Regions from separate parts of the Homo sapiens genome. Here region 2 is linked to region 1. A link is a loop called in an ENCODE intact Hi-C map of the cell type or tissue named here. Cell type or tissue: gastrocnemius medialis. All regions are shown on one strand. Links, peaks and the distances in the headings refer to the core of each region. The heading gives the core; the rest is flanking DNA. Region 1 overlaps ATAD2B (ATPase family AAA domain containing 2B). Region 2 overlaps KLHL29 (kelch like family member 29).

Region 1 (8,522 bases), core at 172-8,171:
TCAGTGAGTTTGAAAAGGGAAATGTATTTATTTTCAGCATTAAAATGCTTCCAAAAGATCAAGTTGCTTTTGTTTGTTTGTTTTTTTAACCGTAATGTAGATGGAGAAATTGGAGGCAACCTCAGTATAGGAACTGCCACTTTGAACAGTTTAGGTCTTAAAGAGAAAGTCAATCTAATGCCAAGGGGAGAACAATGAGCTGAAATTGTACCAACTCCTCTGGCCCTCCTTCCCTCAATTAAAAAAACACACTTACCAGTTTTGCTTATTTTACAGATATCTGGTGGTTCTATAGTTTAAAGCAGCTTGTGAAATTAAAAAAGTGGACTCAATTTTGTTTACCTTTCTGTAAGTTTTTCATTTTTGCTGTATAGCATTGGCAAAAATATGTACAAATTGACCTCTGTTCTTATTTCCTATTGTGAGCATTATAAAGATAAGCTCCTATGTAAAACCTTGCTCTCAGATGAGTAAAATATGTATCACAGCATAGCTCAGCAATAATTCATGCTCAGCTGTGGGGACCCTGGGGGCTTTTTGAAGATGATGGAACCGCACTAGGGTTGAAACTGATGGCTGTGGAGTTAATTGTGTTTTCGAGCTTGAATCTCACCTGTGATTTTTTTTTTTTAATGTTGTTTCATGACTTGATTTTTCTCATAAGCCAATGTATTTGTAGGTTTACTGGATTTTATTTTTAGGGAGTGGGTAATTTCTTCCCTTTTTTGATTAAGTTGGTTCAGCTATGGTGCTATTCAGTAGGTATCTTCAGTGTCAGGTCCCGTAGCTGAATGCCATTGTTATTATAATTATTATTTGTAATCACATTGTAAGCTTGAATTTGGGCTTGTACCTGCATCTTTTGTATTCTGTACATCTGGTTACTTAGACTTTGGGAGTCCAATTTGGTTTCAGTCATGTATGTCTACTTTGTAGTTTAAGTAGACTTCATCAACTATGGTCTATTTTGGGTTTGTAGTTTTAATTTAGAATTGTGTTAAATTGATGTTTTGCATTTGACTTCATTTGACATTAGTTGAAGTAAATTATTTAATTTTTGAATTCTGGAATTTGAACATTTACTGTAATTTGTAATATAACTGCTGTGAAATACTTGAATAAAGATGACAAGAAAAACATGTCTTTCTTTAGCTTAATTATGATCACTGTTGGCTACAAATGCAGTGCTACTTTTCTAGCTGATTTAGACTGTTTTAGAGAGAGGCATATTGCTGGTTATTAAGCACCCAAAAAGTCGTGTTATATGTTCCTTTTAGATTTTAAGTACACCTCACGATTTTTTAGCTGAAAGCTTTTTATGTTGAGAAAGCGTGGTTTTAGTTTTAGTTGAAGATTGTCTAAAATATGTTGTATAGAAGCAAATGGATTACTTCTGAGATTTGTTTTTCTAGCTGGAAGACTATACGATAACATATGATCAGGTCATATGGTTCATTAGTTTAAAATGTTTTCCTTTTTATCGGGTTGTTATCAGTATACTTTGTACAGTATAGCACATAATATGGACAGAGATTTCATACCAGAGTTTTGAAGGGCTTACTTCAAGTGAGTAGAATGTTCTTGGCTTCAGAATACCTATTTTTCCTGTGTGCCTTGAGACACCTTTTCATGTTCCTGTAGTACACTGATCTTCCTCAATATAAATTCTTACTTTTGTTTTTTGAATCACAGTAAAAAAGATGGATTTTAGTTAAGACTTTGTTTTGCCTGATTTTTCAGATTCTATAATTTCAACTTTTGTCTGTATCAAAAGATTGTTAATAATAAACCTGCAAAACATATTTTTAACACTGTCTGAATGTTTAGATAAAAAGCTTATAATTTGAGGCTCAATCAAGTTTTTTGGATTCTGGAGATGAAGTTTTATTTATCTAGTTTTAGTTTCCATAAGACTCAAAACTACAGTAAAATCTGAGGCAAATCTTTAAATCTATTTCATGTTATCCCTGTACCCTGACACCTACAAAGTTATCTAGTGACTGTTTAAAAATATATACATTCCCTCTTTTACCCCCACATGTATATGTTTGTTATGTGCCTGACATTATGCCAGGCATGTGGGATACACAAATAACATATTCCTGTTCTCAGGTAGCTTAGAGTCTGCCAGGGGAATTGGTATATATACCAGTAGTAATGATTCAGTGGAATAAGTGCTTTAACAGAAGGGACACAATAACGTTCAGAGTTCTGGGAAGGGAACCAATTAATTATGTTTAGGAATGGGGGAAATAAGGAAAGACTTCAGAGAAAGTTGGCATTATATTTGCTCTTCATCTCTATCTGGCTTTTCTAGAGTCGATCCCCACTTTACCAAAGTTTGTTCTTGTTTTTTTGTGTGTGTGACCTTTCATATTACATCAGATGTATTGTTACAGAATCTAAACCCTGCCCATATTTCAGGGCTGTATAGTATTATATATATAATATACATACTATGTATGTATGTGTAATATATATATATTACACATATGTATATATATGGCGTATGCTGATCTTTCTTCAGAAATTAGCTATGTTTTGTACTGCATTACATAGTAAGTTACTATGTAAATATAATTTATAAAACAGTAATTTATTCATGAGGGAAGGGGAGATAGAAAAGTATTATATTTCTTCTGTATTCCCTATAGGAATTTGAAGCAGTGCAGGATTCAGTAGATGCTTATTTAATTCCTTTAGATTTGCATGACATAGAAGGCACAAATTTACCTTAATCATTTTTTCATTCATTTATAAAATACATAACAAGTGCCTACCATGTATCAGGCACTGTTGCAGGTGCTAGAAATAAAGCAGCAAACTAAACAGAAAAAGTCCGTGTCTTCATGGAGCTTAAATTCTTTCTGATGTTGTGTGCCAGGTTTCTGTCATGGTTGATCAGAGTTCACATTATTTTTTAAAAGTGTGGTGCTCTTAAAAGCTCTTAAAGCACTTTTAAATTTCATTAAGCAGTGAATGAAGCATTTTGTTATTAAAAATTTGCCAGGAACTCTGCTTTTTCCTTCTTGCTTCCCTTATATTCCCTATCTTGGTGAGAAACCTAGCTGTCAACCTGAACTTTATCTTCTTTATGACCCATCTCATTCTAATCATGCAGCACATTCTGTTGATTTATTTTCCCCCTAAGCATGTCTCATACCTATCACCCTTTCTCCATTCCTGTTATCTTAGTTTGGGCACTAATCCTTTTGTTTGGACTAGTGTAATAGCTGTCAGTTCAGTAAACATTTAAGCATTTATTCAGTGCCTACAGAGTGCTAGGCATTGAGGGAGCATAAAGATGAGCAAGACATTGTGTCTGTCTTCAAGGACATTTTTATAATTTAACATACTTATATCACGTTTACTAGGTGCTGGAGACTATTCTGAGTGCTATACAGACACAAATGCAAATTCTTTTCATCTTTACAAGAACCTTATGAGATAGGTGCTATTATTATCCCCATTTTACAGATCAGGAAACTGAGTTATAGATTAATTTGCTCAAGGTCACACATCCAGGATTCAAATGTAGGCAGTTTGGCTCCAGAGTTGATGCTTTTAATCACTATGCTTGACTGCTTCTTGTGGGGGTAGACAGATAACAAACATCATTTCAGTCTAATACGGCATGTGTTAAGATTGAATTTTATATTAGGCACTGTAGGTATACAGAGGAGGAGCATGTAACCTAACCTCAAGGAAGCCTTTCTGGTTCCTTGCCTGAGCTGAGGCATCAAGGTGGGAAAGGATTTCCAGGCAGAAGGAACAACAGAAGCATAGGCTGAGAAGTGAAATAGCATGACAGCTGCAGGGGAAAGTACAGGCAGTTCTCTGTCATCACAGGTCAACATCTGTTTCACAGATTTATTTGAGCAACTGCCAAATAAAGCAAGTGCCAGAGCACTGTTCTTGGCAAGGGAGTTAACAGCTGAAGACAGGACAGCAAGGTCCTTGCTTTTTGGAGCTTACAGTCTAGTCAGCAAAGAGTAAACAAACAACATGTTACCTAACAGTGGTAAATGCTTGGATGACAATAAATACAGCAGTAGTATTAGTAGCAGCAGACAACTGAGTGCCAGGTATTATTACAAGCATTAACCATTTAATTATCACAGCAACTGTGGGAGGTAGGTACTGTTGTTGGTCCCATTTAAGAGAAGGGGAAACTGAAATAGAGAATGCTTAGGTGACTTGCCCAAGGTTACACAGCTAACATCAGGTTGGGGGGTCCTATCTTGTGGTGTGGCTTTAGAGATTGAATTTTTAACCCATCAATCATTAAGGTGAATGGTAAATTCCTTTGCTTGTATTCAAGTCTTCCTTCCTTCCTTCCTTTCCTTCCTTCCCTTCCCTTCCCTTCCCTTCCCTTCCCTTTCCTTCCTTCCTTCCTTCCTTCCTTCCTTCCTTCCTTCCTTCCTTCCTTCCTTCTTTCCTTCCTTCCTTCCATCCCTCTCTGTCTCTTTCTCTCTTTCTCGCTTGCTTTCTTTCTTGCGTGCGTGCTTGCTTGCTTGCTGTGGAGTCTGGTTGTGTTGCCCAGACTGGAGTGCAGTAACACGATCTTGGCTCACTGCCGCCTCTGCCTCTCAGGTTCCAGCGATTCTCCTGCCTCAGCCTCGTGGGTAGCTGGGATTAGAGGCATGTGCCACCACCCCTGGCTAATTTTTGTACTTTTTGTAGGGACGGGGGTTTCACCATGTTGGCCAGGCTGGTCTTGAACTCCTGACCTCAGGTGATCTGCCCGCCTTGGCCTCCCAAAGTGCTGGGATTACAAGCGTGAGCAACCGTGCCTGGCCTCAAGTTTTTCTAGGAATAAACATTTTTAAATAGTAGAATACCACAGAGAATAATACAACATGCATGTTCCTACCACCCAGTATTAAATGTTAACAATTTGTCATACTTGTTTTAGTTCTTTTTTGAAAAGAAAAAATTTCAGAGAAGATTTAAGTCTACTTTCTACCCATTCCCAATCCCATTCGTTTTCTTTCTTTACTGGTGGCAGCCACTGTGATGATTTTGACGAATATCCTGTCTGTGTTTTAAATTATTTTATTTGAGAAGGTAATAGTATGCGGCTGGAGTCAGACTGTCTGAATTTGAATCCTGGTTATGTTCCTTCTTGGCTATGCAACATGTGACAAATTATTTCACCCCTCTGCAGGTCAGTGTACTTATCCATAAGATGGGCCACAGTGATAGCACCAACCCCATGGTGGTTACTGCAATGATTACATATTTGAGTGAATATATGTAAAGCACTTAGAACAGTACCAGGCACATAGTAAGTGTTCAAGAAATTTCAGTCATCTTTCTAAACATTTGTATGTGTCTATAAACATTGTTTTGTGGGTTTAAAAATGTCTATAAATGGGATTAATATCTTTAAAATTTATATATTTTAAAGTCAGAAACACATGTATGTAGTTTAAAGAATGAAGTAGTTCTAGAAGGCTTGTTATAAAAAACAGCAGTTCCCTGATTCTAGAACCCTCCTTCTCCAAAAAAAAAAAAAAATTCTCCCAGGAGCCAATTGTTTTCAACACCTGTAGCTGATTATTTGATGTTTCTAAATACTATTCTTAGATGGCTACTTTTTATTTTCCAGTTTTAGTCATTTTCTTTTGATTTCCCACCATTTAAAATATAGTAATATCTGCCCTCACCACACGTTTCACACTTCTTGTCCTCTCGTCCTCCCAGTTGTTTATAATTTTGGTCAGATCATTATTCAGTATTTGCATTATTGTGTCTATGTAAAAATTATTGACAGTGGAACTATTTAGTGTACTATGATGATGTTTCCTTTCTTGTACACCTTTTTGTTAATAATAGTCTTCATTGTATTTATTTACCTGTTTTTTTATGTATAATCATGAGTTTGAACCCAGCACGCCTTTATTCCCAGCATTTTGGGAGGCTGAGGCAGAAGGATCCTTGAGCCCAGGAGTTCAAGACCAGCCTGGGTAACATAATGAGACCCTGTCTCTACAGAAAAATTAAAAAATTAGCCAGGCTTGGTGGCATGCATCATAGTCTCAGCCACTCAGGAGGCTGAGATGGGAGGACCACTTGAGCTTGGGAGTTTGAGGCTTCAGTGACCCAAGATCGCAGCACCTGCACTCCAGCCTGAGTGACAGAGTGACACCCTGTCTCAAAAAAACAATTTTAAAAACTAGTTTGTTCCTCAGTTCATCCCCAGCAATCCAACTCTCTCTCTCTTTTTTTTTTTTTTTTGAGTCGGATTTTCGCTCTGTTGCCCAGGCTGGAGTGCAGTGGTGTAATGTCGGCTCACTGTAACCTCCACCTCCCGGGTTCGAGCGATTCTCCTGCCTCAGTCTCCCAAGCAGCTGGGATTACAGGCATGCGCCACCATGCATTATTTATTTTTATTTCGCAGAGATGGGGTTTCACCGTGTTGGTCAGGCTGGTCTCGAACTCCTGACCTCAAATGATCCACCTGCCTCGGCCTCCCAAAGTGCTGGGATTACAGGCATGAGCTACTGCGCCTGGCCCCAACTCTTGTTAGTATCACCAAACATGTAAGGTATTATAGCATTTCATTTTCTTGAGAAAATTTCTCCTGGAACATTCTAACCCTTTCCAATTTTGCATTGGTGTACACCAAGGTCTTGCATAGTCATTTTTTTTTTTTTTTGGGCGAACATCCTTCACCTTTCTCTTGCACTGAATCTTATATCTGGACTTTTCTCATTTATATCCTGTATTGCTGCTGAGAAGTCGGTGCTTTTCTGCTTATTGTTTTGTTTTCCTGATTTTGTTTCCTTCTCCTAAGGCTTTCGTAATTTTCAGTTTTCCTCTGATGCTCTGGAATTTCACAGACCTGTCTGGGTGTGTGTCTAAATGTTACACTTTTCTTAGGCCTCTCTACTCTGGAAAATCATGTCCTTTTAGTCTGAGAAATTTTCTTGAGTGAATTTTTCACTTTTAGAACTACTGTTATTCAGATCTTGGCCTTTCTACAGTTCTGTTATTCCTTCTTAATTTTTACTTTGGTATTTAGTTTTTAAGAGCCATTTGGAGTTCTCTTGATTTTTTTTTTATTGTTCCACTTTTTAAAATTTGTATTTTATTATTATACTTCAAGTTTTAGGGTACATGTGCACAACATGCAGGTTTCTTACATATGTATACATGTGCCATGTTGGTGTGCTGCACCCATTAACTCGTCATTTATCATTAGGTATATCTCCTAATGCTATCCCTCCCCCCTCCCCCCACCCCACAACTGTCCCTGGTGTGTGATGTTCCCCTTCCTGTGTCCATGTGTTATCATTGTTCAATTCCCACCTATGAGTGAGAACATGTGGTGTTTGGTTTTTTGTCCTTGCGATGGTTTGCTGAGAATGATAGTTTCCAGTTTCATCCATGTCCCTACAAAGGACATGAACTCATCATTTTTTATGGCTGCATAGTATTCCATGGTGTATATGTGCCACATTTTCTTAATCCAGTCTATCGTTGTTGGACATTTAGGTTGGTTCCAAGTCTTTGCTATTGTGAATAGTGCCGCTGTAAACATACATGTGCATGTGTCTTTATAGCAGCATGATTTATAATCCTTTGGGTATATACCCAGTAATGGGATGACTGGGTCAAATGGTATTGCTAGTTCTAGGTCCCTGAGGAATCGCCACACTGACTTCCACAATGGTTGAACTAGTTTACAGTCCCACCAACAGTGTAAAAGTGTTCCTATTTCTCCACATCCTCTCCAGCACCTGTTGTTTCCTGACTTTTTAATGATTGCCATTCCAACTGGTGTGAGATGGTATCTCATTGTGGTTTTGATTTGCATTTCTCTGATGGCCAGTGATGATGAGCATTTTTTCATGTGTTTTTTGGCTGCATAAATGTCTTCTTTTGAGAAGTGTCTGTTCATGTTCTTCGCCCACTTTTTGATGAGGTTGTTTGTTTTTTTCTTGTAAATTTGTTTGAGTTCATTGTAGATTCTGAATATTAGCCCTTTGTCAGATGAGTAGGTTGCAAAAATTTTCTCCCATTCTGTAGGTTGCCTGTTCACTCTGATGGTCGTTTCTTTTGCTGTGCAGAAGCTCTTTAGTTTAATTAGATCCCATTTGTCAATTTTGGCTTTTGTTGCCATTGCTTTTGGTGTTTTAGACATGACGTCCTTGCCCATGCCTATGTCCTGAATGGTATTGCCTAGGTTTTCTTCTAGGGTTTTTATGGTTTTAGGGCTAACGTTTAAGTCTTTAATCCATCTTGAATTAATTTTTGTATAAGGTGTAAGGAAGGGATCCAGTTTCAGCTTTCTACATATGGCTAGCCAGTTTTCCCAGCACCATTTATTAAATAGGGAATCCTTTCCCCATTTCTTGTTTTTGTCAGGTTTGTCAAAGATCAGATAGTTGTAGATATGTGGCATTATTTCTGAGGGCTGTGTTCTGTTCCATTGATCTATATCTCTGTTTTGGTACCAGTACCATGCTGTTTTGGTTCCTGTAGCCTTGTAGTATAGTTTGAAGTCAGGTAGCATG
Region 2 (8,522 bases), core at 194-8,193, 220 kb after region 1:
ATAAAGCCTGGAGGCTCTCTGGGCTCAGGGTCCATGCAAGGGAGCGCGTGGCCTCGTCCTGTACAGCCCACCTTATAAGGGCTGCAGGGTCCACAGGTGACATCTCCAGTCACGTCTTCTTCCTCCCACTGTTGAACCACACGGAGAGTGCAGGAACTAGTGACTAACCAGCATCGGAAATGGAGACCAGCCTCGGAAACAGCCCCTCGCCCCACAACACCCAATCCCACACCCACCTCCAGCCATTCCGAGCCCCAAACCGGCCCAGGGCTTCATTGTTAAACACCCTCCGTCAGCAGAGCCCCATCTGTGCGATGGAATTTTTTTTTGTCACTTTTTCAAATCAGAATAGAAACAATTTTTAGTCTATAATTACCATTTCTTTTCTCAACAGACAAATGTTTCCTTTTAAATTGTAGGGCAGAAAAAGCAAAGAACAACATTTTAAACCAAAAAGAAAGACTAAAATTAATTTCTTCTTTACAGAAAAATAAAATACAACAGCTCTTAGAAGCCAGGTTTTTCTTTTCCCAAAAGAGCAACAAATGCAACAGTGTATTCACAGCCGCCATTAACTCCCATTTTAGAGGCAGGTCCCAGAGGGGTGGTGGTGATGGGGTCTGCAGTAGCCTGGGGGCCTTGCACCTTGATCTCCTGGCAGAGCCTGGGCTGCTCCTGATGTCTACGTTTGGTTGGGATGAATGGTCCAAAACCTTCAATGCAGAAAGCTGACTCGGGGTTTAGGGCTCCAGGAATCAAGATCAAGGCCTGGGGACTACCAGTTGCTCCTATGGAGGCTTGGGGTGTAAGCTAACCACCTGGCCCTCAGTTTCCTCACCTCTGAAATGAGAGCACAACCCATGTGGCGAGGTTGTTGGACAATTTCGTGGGCTGCGTGTTTTGGAACTCGAGAACACTGAACCAATCCTACTGCTTTCACCGTGCTGTCAAGACCAAGCCGACTCTTCGCTGAGAAAGGCTCTAGCTCTGTGCCCGGAGATGAACAGCCTCTAAGTTCTGCTCACAGCCTCTAAGTTCTGCTCACAGCTTTCTAAGCAGGCAAGCCTCTCCACCCACCCCAGGAAAGGGCAGTCCTTCCCTGCTCTGGGCTCCACAGTCTCTGAGCAGGCAGAAGGGATGCTGCAGACAGCATGGCGGGGCTTTTGCTGGGCAACACCCACGAGGGCCCTGCAGACACAGTGTGGTATACTAATGCTGCCCAGCCCCCACCCTGGGGTGGCTGGGGGGCGTGATTCTGAGGGAGGGGCAAGCACGTGCTGGCTCTAAAGGGGAGAAGAAGCAGGTCGCATTTAAGGACTGGAAAGAGGTCCAGTGTAGCTGGGCAGGGCCTGCTCAGGTGATGAAGCAGAGGCAGGAAACACACGTGTCCTCCGTGTGAGCCGTGTCTAGGGTCTGGGAGCCCATGTTAAGGAGCCTGGTTTCAGAATGGGCCAACATGGCCACCGTCGCCCAGTTCTCCTGGTTGAGGCTCCATCCCCACTCCCCATCCTAGCTTCCTAGCAGGGAAGTGACACAACACATGTCCACCAACGCAGGATACCAGCCCCGTGTGGTCACTGCTCAGCCCACCATGCTAACCCCGAGCACGAAACCCTGCGGGGGCTCCCTGTTACCCAGAGCTATACTGGTAAATGTTTAACACCCGGCTCTGCTGGTGGTGGTGGACAAAAAAAACCCACCCAGACCCTGATGTGCATGCAGCGTTCATCAGTTTCTGTTGTATAAATATTCCCACTGTGGCCGTTTCGAGCTACCAAGGTGCTGTCTCCTAATGAGGAGCTGGGAAGAGACGTTAACAATGGGCTCTTGGGAGCCACGGAGCCAACCCCAGCTCACCCCACGCTAGAGACTTGTGAGCTGGGTGTGGAGGGCAGGCCACAAAGGTGCTGCTCTGGACCCACGGCTGCTGCTGCTCTATGACCATGAGGAGGCCAGGTCACTCTGGTAGGCAGAGGGCAGAGCAGGCCACCAGCCCACTAGGCTCCTCTCTCTCCCCTCCAACCTTCAGTGGTTTTTCCCACCATCTGCTGGATCTCGTCCAGACACCTCACCTGGAATTCAGGGCGTCTCAGGCTCTCTCCAGGCTCTCCTCCCCCGGCCCCTGCAGAGCCCTCTGCACCAGCCTCGTGCCTCCTCGGCGTTCCTTAGTCACGCATGGGCTGTCCCGCTGCCAGGCCAAGAGCGCAGCATTTGTGGTCCCTCTGCCTTCGATGCCACCCCTCCCGCATGCCCTGACCACAGCTCTGGTTTCCCCTCCCCTGTGACGCTTCCTCCGACCGCCCACGTTCCTCTGAACTGCATGCGCTGGCAATGAACACCACGACTGCACGTGGGCATCCCCTGCCAGACTGCACACTCCATGCAGCTTCCTCTAGAACAAAGGCTCCAGAATCTTCTACTCAATGACTTAACACTCCTCACGATGGGATCCCTATTCCAGGTTTTTCCTAACCTGCTTTTCCCTTTCAGCCTTTACCTTCCTCTCAAGGAAGCAGAGGAGGGCAAACATTAGGGCCCAACATCCACGCTTCTGAGGACACAATGGCTGCAGGTCCACGGATGTCAGGGACGTGACTTGCCATGGCCAGATGAGGCCAGAAGGGTGGCTGGGTTGCATCGGGAGGAAGCTTCGTGCCAGCTCCAGGCCACAGTAAGACAATCACATCAGGACAGGTGGGGCCTGGGGCAGCAACACAGGATCCCTAGAATGAGCCCGAATAGGTGGAAAAAGGCAACTGGGCGTCCTGCGCACCTGATAGCTTTCTAAAAATAGCGGGTGGGCCCTGGCTCTGCTGGCTCGCCTCGGGTGGGGGGGGGGGGCAGGGGCTGGGGCTCACTCGGCCTCTGGGGAGCGAGGAAAGTCCCAGCAGGTTCCATGCCTTACTCTTCCCAGGCAGGGCAAAACCAGGCCCCTCGCCGCCAAGCTCAGGACGGGGGTCTGGGCCTTGCTCCTGCATCTCCTCCCCCTTAGCTCCATCCCACTGCCTGGCCAGAAGGAACTGTCCCTTGGCTGCTGGTCACGCAGGAGAGAGAGGAAGGGAGACAGGGCAAGAGCAGATGCCAGCAAGCTCCGGCCACCATTTCTTCTTGGCCATGGAAGCTGGGTACACAGACATTCTCCTCAAACCAAGGCACTGACGGCATTGAACAGAAATGTCATGGTCTGAAGCCACGTGGTGTAGCGGAAAACAAGAAAAGAAGAAATAAATTCTCTGGGCCAAACCCCAGAAGTGTCCTCTGCCCTCCCAGTCCCGCAGGCTCAGGGACAGGCAGTGGGCAAGGAGACAAAGAGAAAGTTCTTCTCTTCCAGGCGTGGGCCTGGCCTTAGCCTGTATTCTCAGTCCTCAAGTCTTCTCTGGCTTTTTCCTCCCTCCTACGTGCCGAGACAGGAATACTTAGCTCCCAGCACCTTGAAGTCAGGCATTTGGCCTCCCCTCCCAGCATCAGTGCCATAGCTGCACCTGGAGTGCTCAGCTGATTTGAGGAGATCTTTTAAAAACAAATCTCATTCATTAAAAGTAACAGTATGTATTCTTACGAGCCAGAATGTCAGCACATTTTAGAGATCACTAAGTCATCCAGCTGAGAACCAAAGTCTGAGAGAGTTTGGATAAAAAAAATTACAGGCAGCAAAATTACTTTTAAGATCCCCATGAAATAGAAATGGCCTCCCTCCCCACATGGAAAATGCCTTCCAATTCTTTTGCTGAGAGGCAGGAAGCCTGGGAGGCTTTTGTTTTCCTGTAATGTTTTCATACCAAATGTGTTCTGCTCACCATGAAGTCCTTCAGAAACTTTGACTTTTAAATCCAGCTTTCTGGACTCTTGGGAGGGACACATGCACAGCACTGGAAAGGGTGGCAAGGCCAGCAAAGGAACGGAACAGATCGAATCAGAGGTGTCCTCTCAACCACCTCGTCCCTCCACCCACCCCCTCTCTGAGTTGAAGGCCACAGATGCCCGCAAGCATGTTCCTCCTCACTTGGGCAGAGCAGAGATCATGTTGCTGAAATGTGACACCCAGCCCACTGGCCTGCCAGCCGTGTGGCCACCCTGGCACCAGTGCACGCGCGAGCCGCCCACCCGTGAGCCATGAACATCCATCACCGTGACTCACAGCTGCTGCCCTGCTTCTCCTGCCGACGCCTCCCGGGAGCCCGGGGCAGGACCTAAAGGTATTTCCTGGCCTGCTACTTCCTGGGTCTTCCTGAGCCCCTCCGAGCCAAGGCCGGCCCAGCAGGCGCCTGTGCTTCTGTAGTCTCTTCTGCCCTGCCTGCCCGCTCTGGGTTTGGTGTAATAGAAAGAGATGTGGATGAGGAGCCGGGCACTTGGGCCTGGGTGGCTCTGCCACTCCCTAGCACAGCACTGAGCAAGTCATCCCCCGCTCCAGCATCGGCTTCCTTTTCCGAGAAATGGGAACACTTGCATCTCCGCTACCTACGACACTGAGGTGTCATGGGGAGAAAAAACCCTAGATGGGGAAGGCCTTCGGAAGAGGAAGGCATGCTGGTAAAAAAAACTCATTCACATGACAGAGCAACGCTGGTGGTGTTTAGGCAAGCTCCCGAAAGACGCATGGAATCTTCTCTTTACGAGGTAAGTACTTACTTCAAGGTCCCTCTTTCCTCTTTGGTAAAAGGAATTGTAGAAGCGTGCCAAGTCCAAGCAGTACAAACAGCAAATAATCACTTGGAAGAGAAGCTTGTTGAAATGAGTCTTTGCTGGGGACAAGGCCGGCTGGCAGGCTTGGCCTATAAATCATTGCTCCCTCGTCGGCTTATTGGCTCTTGCAAAGAGATGAACTCAGCTGACTCTGACATTTCCCAGCTCCTACGACTGTGGCCTGCACACAGTAGGTACTTCCTCAATGTTTGTTGAACTGAATAATGGCAAAGGCAGCTGGGAAGTATGAGGGGGTAAAAGCCATGTCCACCCAAATAGGAGACTCACTACGTGAAGCCAAGGCGAGGAAAAAAATCCAAATCAGACGTGGCTTCAGTCTGTAGCCAGAGTGCAGTTCATTCCTGCCAGCCTTAGCTGAAAGGGATTTTGGCGGGGGGAAGCTAAGGGAGGTTAGAATTAACATACTTACTGTATTATGTTGCAGCAGTGATAAGACTAAAATTTTAGGATTTTCTTAATGAGACTCCTGCATTTACTGGTTTTCCTTATCAGCACTGGCAAGAACCACCGTTTAGTATTTATGTCCTTTGCTTTAGAATAGAGGAAGGATCATAAGAGGGGTTGGAAAACTCGCTCTACAAAATGGCTCTGCTCCCTTTCTGCTCTCGCTGTGGCATGCAGGCCCTCTGCCCCAGCCCACCCTGGGGTGGACCGTGCTGCCGCTGACAGGCACCCAGGTGGCAAAGCTTCCTGAGTTCCGGGTTTGCTGAACAAAATGCACACTGGTGCTGGTAAAGAAACCAGTGGAAGTGAGAATGCCAGGCAGTTCTGAATGCCTCTGCCCCCCAAGGTTCTGAGAACCATCCCCCCTCCCCACTAAATGCCCGTAACCACCCCCACAGGCAGGCGCATAGATTCTAACATTCAGTTCTTCAGAGACGGCTCTAACACCTGCTCTCGTGGTCAGCTCCACAGGGAACGCAATCAGGGCACTGACAAAGTCGAGTCCATGCAGGTCCTCACATCTGCACAGCACTGGTCACCTCTGCAGGGCTGGGCTTACTCTGTAAACTCTGTGGCGGCAGCAGGGGAAGAGCTGCACGTCCAACAGCCTGGCCTGGAGGTGGTAGATGGCTTTAGAGAGAGTTGCCACTGGAGTCAGGAATAAAAGCTCGGGGGTCCAGACTCAGGGCTTGGGTTGGAGGAGAAGAAACTCTCTCTCCAGAGACTGAGCCATGGGTTTCCCCACTCATACTCAAGGCTACCAGCCTACTTTGTGGGAAGAGAACCCAAAAGACCCGCCTCACCTTCCCACCCCACCTGATGACTCTCCAACCTGCAAAAAGCTTTTTTTTTTTTCTGATCAGATTTCAAAAAGGTAAAAGGTCTTCCATCTGCCCAGAAATAAGAACAAGCATCCTTCTGTGATCCCAAACATAACCAAAATTCAAAAAGCAATCAAAAGGGCCTTAGAGGCTGGGTGTGGTGGCTCACACCTGTAATCCCAGCACTTTGGGAGGCTGAGGCAGGTGGATCACTTGAGGTCAGGAGTTCGAGACCAGCCTGGCCAACATGGTGGAACCCCATCTCTACTAAAAATACAAAAATTAGCCAGGCGTGATGGTACACGCCTATAGTCCCAACTACTCAGAGACTGAGGTGGGAGAATTGCTTGAACCTGGGAGGTGGGGAGGTTGCCATGAGCCAAGATCATGCCACTGCACTCCAGCCTGGGCAACAGAGCTAGACTCCATCTCAAAAGAAAAAAAAAAGCCTTAGAATAAACACACACTGAAGCTTGGTGTTCACAGGCAAGCCCCAGCATCCTTGTTCATAGCCTATGGATGCTTCCTTTGCAAACAATTCTAACAAGCAGGTCCACAGCAGGTCAGGTGGGTACTAGTGCTTTAGGCAAAAACAATGACCATGGCAAGTTTAACTAATGAGAATAAGGGGAGATGCAGAAAGGCTGTGAAAAGCAGGTGCACAAACTTAGTAAGCATAGTGAGCTTTGACCATTTAGTTCAGGGATAAACGTCCCAACTACCTCTACGGGACCCCTGAGTATTGATGCATCATTGCATAATTAATGATACTACTAAGACCACAGACTGCTTAAGAGTGTGGGCTTTGGAATTCAACAGAGCCTTACGTCCTGGCTCTGATGTTTACCATCTGGCTGCAGTCTATTGAACAACGTGCTGAAACTGAGCCTCTGTTTCCTCCCAAGAAATGGGGTACAGGTAGTTACTACTCTTAGCTATGGGGAGGATGCTGCCTGCCTGCAAAGTGCTCAGTGTCTGGGTCACCTGGAGCATGTTCCCTGCAGAGACATCAATAGACACCAGGGAGGAGGCAGAGAGGAGTGGCTACTGGGCCTGAGGATGCTGAGGGAGCTCATGACTGCCCAGCTGGCCCAATGCAGCACATGGACCTAGGGGACAGGCTGCACCTGCAGCTTCACTGTACTAGGGAGAAGGCCCTGACTCTGAAACCCTGTGTGAAGTTAGAGCACCAGTCCTGCTAGAGGTTTCTGACATGGCTGAGTGGAAATAAAGTCTGCTTGGAAACTTCCAGTGCACGAACCTCGCCTCCAAGGGTGCCATGTAGGAGTCCCTTGTCCTTCCTCCTGCAGGCAGAGCTGGCTAGGAGGGCTTGGGCCACAGCCTTCCCTGGGAGTCCTTCTGCATGGCCTTCTGCATGGCCACAAGGAATGCCCTTGGGGAAGCCCCTCGAAGCAGTCCCCTCCCAGGATACCTCCTGCATGTATCCCACACCACATGGCAGGCAGGGGGCAGATAGACGGATACAGGAATATCCACCATCGACTCTCCTAATTCTAGCCATCCGGTTATGTACGTAGCTTGGGGTAAGGCAAAGAAAAATATCTGAGAAGATGGAAACACCCCTGAGGGGGAGCGGGGGGGGGGGTGGTCTTTGTAAAATGAAAGCAGTAATCAGAATTTGTATATGGAGGAAAGAAGACAATTGTGGAAACTATGCATCCTGAACTCGGGTTTATGATAATGTAACATTTCTAGCAATAATATTTGGGGAGAAAAGACAGATGAAAATGAACTGAACTTTATTCGGGGATCTCATTACGATGACTGTGGTTCCTTTTGTTAAAATACTGAAATTCCTATAATGAGATTTGTGTTGTACTAAGAAGAAATGTATGAAAGAGTCACCTTAAAGCATGGGAAAACTTTCATCCACTGTGAAACCAAAGTTTCTTTCCTTAAAGTGTTGGGAGTACGTAAATAGTCCACTGAAAGAAAAGACTTGTATAAATAATCACCTGCGCCTGTCCTTCCCAGTGGGCTCTGACAGTGCCATGATCTCAGGGCCCAGGAAACAGAGGTCAGGGCAGTGGCCTGACCTTGGCCTCCAGCAAAGGGAGGGAAATTCCAGTAGGTCCCCTCCTTGGATTCCAACACAAGCAAACACAGCCAGCTTTGTTCTTATTTTCCTCCATCACCCCGGCTGGGAAGGCTTTGTTTTTGTTTGAAGTAGTCAACGAATCACAGAAGGCCCTGAAAGCCCCTTCAGGCTCCTTTCCCTCCAGCCCTCCCTGGGTGCAGATCAGGCACCTGAGGCCCTGGAAGGCTTAGGTATCTGAGCCCATGAAAGCGCAGAGGCCAAGCCCAACAGAATTAACACGATGAACACCCCTGCCCTGTACCCCGTTTTGAGGTGGATTTGGCCTTGTCTGGGCTGCTTTCTATTTAGCAGAGGGCTTCACCCTCACCTGGGGTGGTCACTGACCACCTTCAATGAGACTAGGAAGTCTTCAGACCCGTCCTCCTCTCTCTGCCACTCCCTGACCTGGCTTCTCTCCTGGGTGGATGATACCAGTGAAAGGAAAATATCTTGGG

What was found. A loop is a pair of places that touch in the nucleus more often than their neighbours do. Peaks named below come from ENCODE experiments on the same cell type or tissue, not always from the same donor. Only the 100,000 strongest peaks of a DNase experiment are listed, where the experiment ranks them.
Region 2: a loop joins it to region 1, with 7 times the contacts of the local background. A loop is called at or near these places in 3 of 110 quality-filtered maps.

Annotation. Positions count from the first base shown.
Region 1 is chr2:23,741,281-23,749,802 of GRCh38, reverse strand. It overlaps ATAD2B (ATPase family AAA domain containing 2B), which reads left to right. Exons shown (of 28, transcript NM_017552.4): 28 at 1-1,139. Among named protein-coding and RNA genes, the nearest start is that of ATAD2B, 180 kb to the left of the region's middle. In gastrocnemius medialis, for the core only: no CTCF peak of the experiment used is centred there; DNase peaks (open chromatin) are centred at 3,832 and 4,582; H3K4me3 peaks cover 333 bases; H3K27ac peaks cover 6,089 bases.
Region 2 is chr2:23,520,046-23,528,567 of GRCh38, reverse strand. All of the region lies in intron 2 of KLHL29 (kelch like family member 29), which reads right to left. It overlaps LOC105374325 (a long non-coding RNA gene), which reads left to right. Exons shown (of 2, transcript XR_939831.2): 1 at 1-4,617. Among named protein-coding and RNA genes, the nearest start is that of LINC02923, 140 kb to the right of the region's middle. RefSeq lists enhancers at 4,165-5,364, 7,939-8,440. In gastrocnemius medialis, for the core only: no CTCF peak of the experiment used is centred there; DNase peaks (open chromatin) are centred at 4,047, 4,447 and 4,797; H3K4me3 peaks cover 3,166 bases; H3K27ac peaks cover 5,337 bases.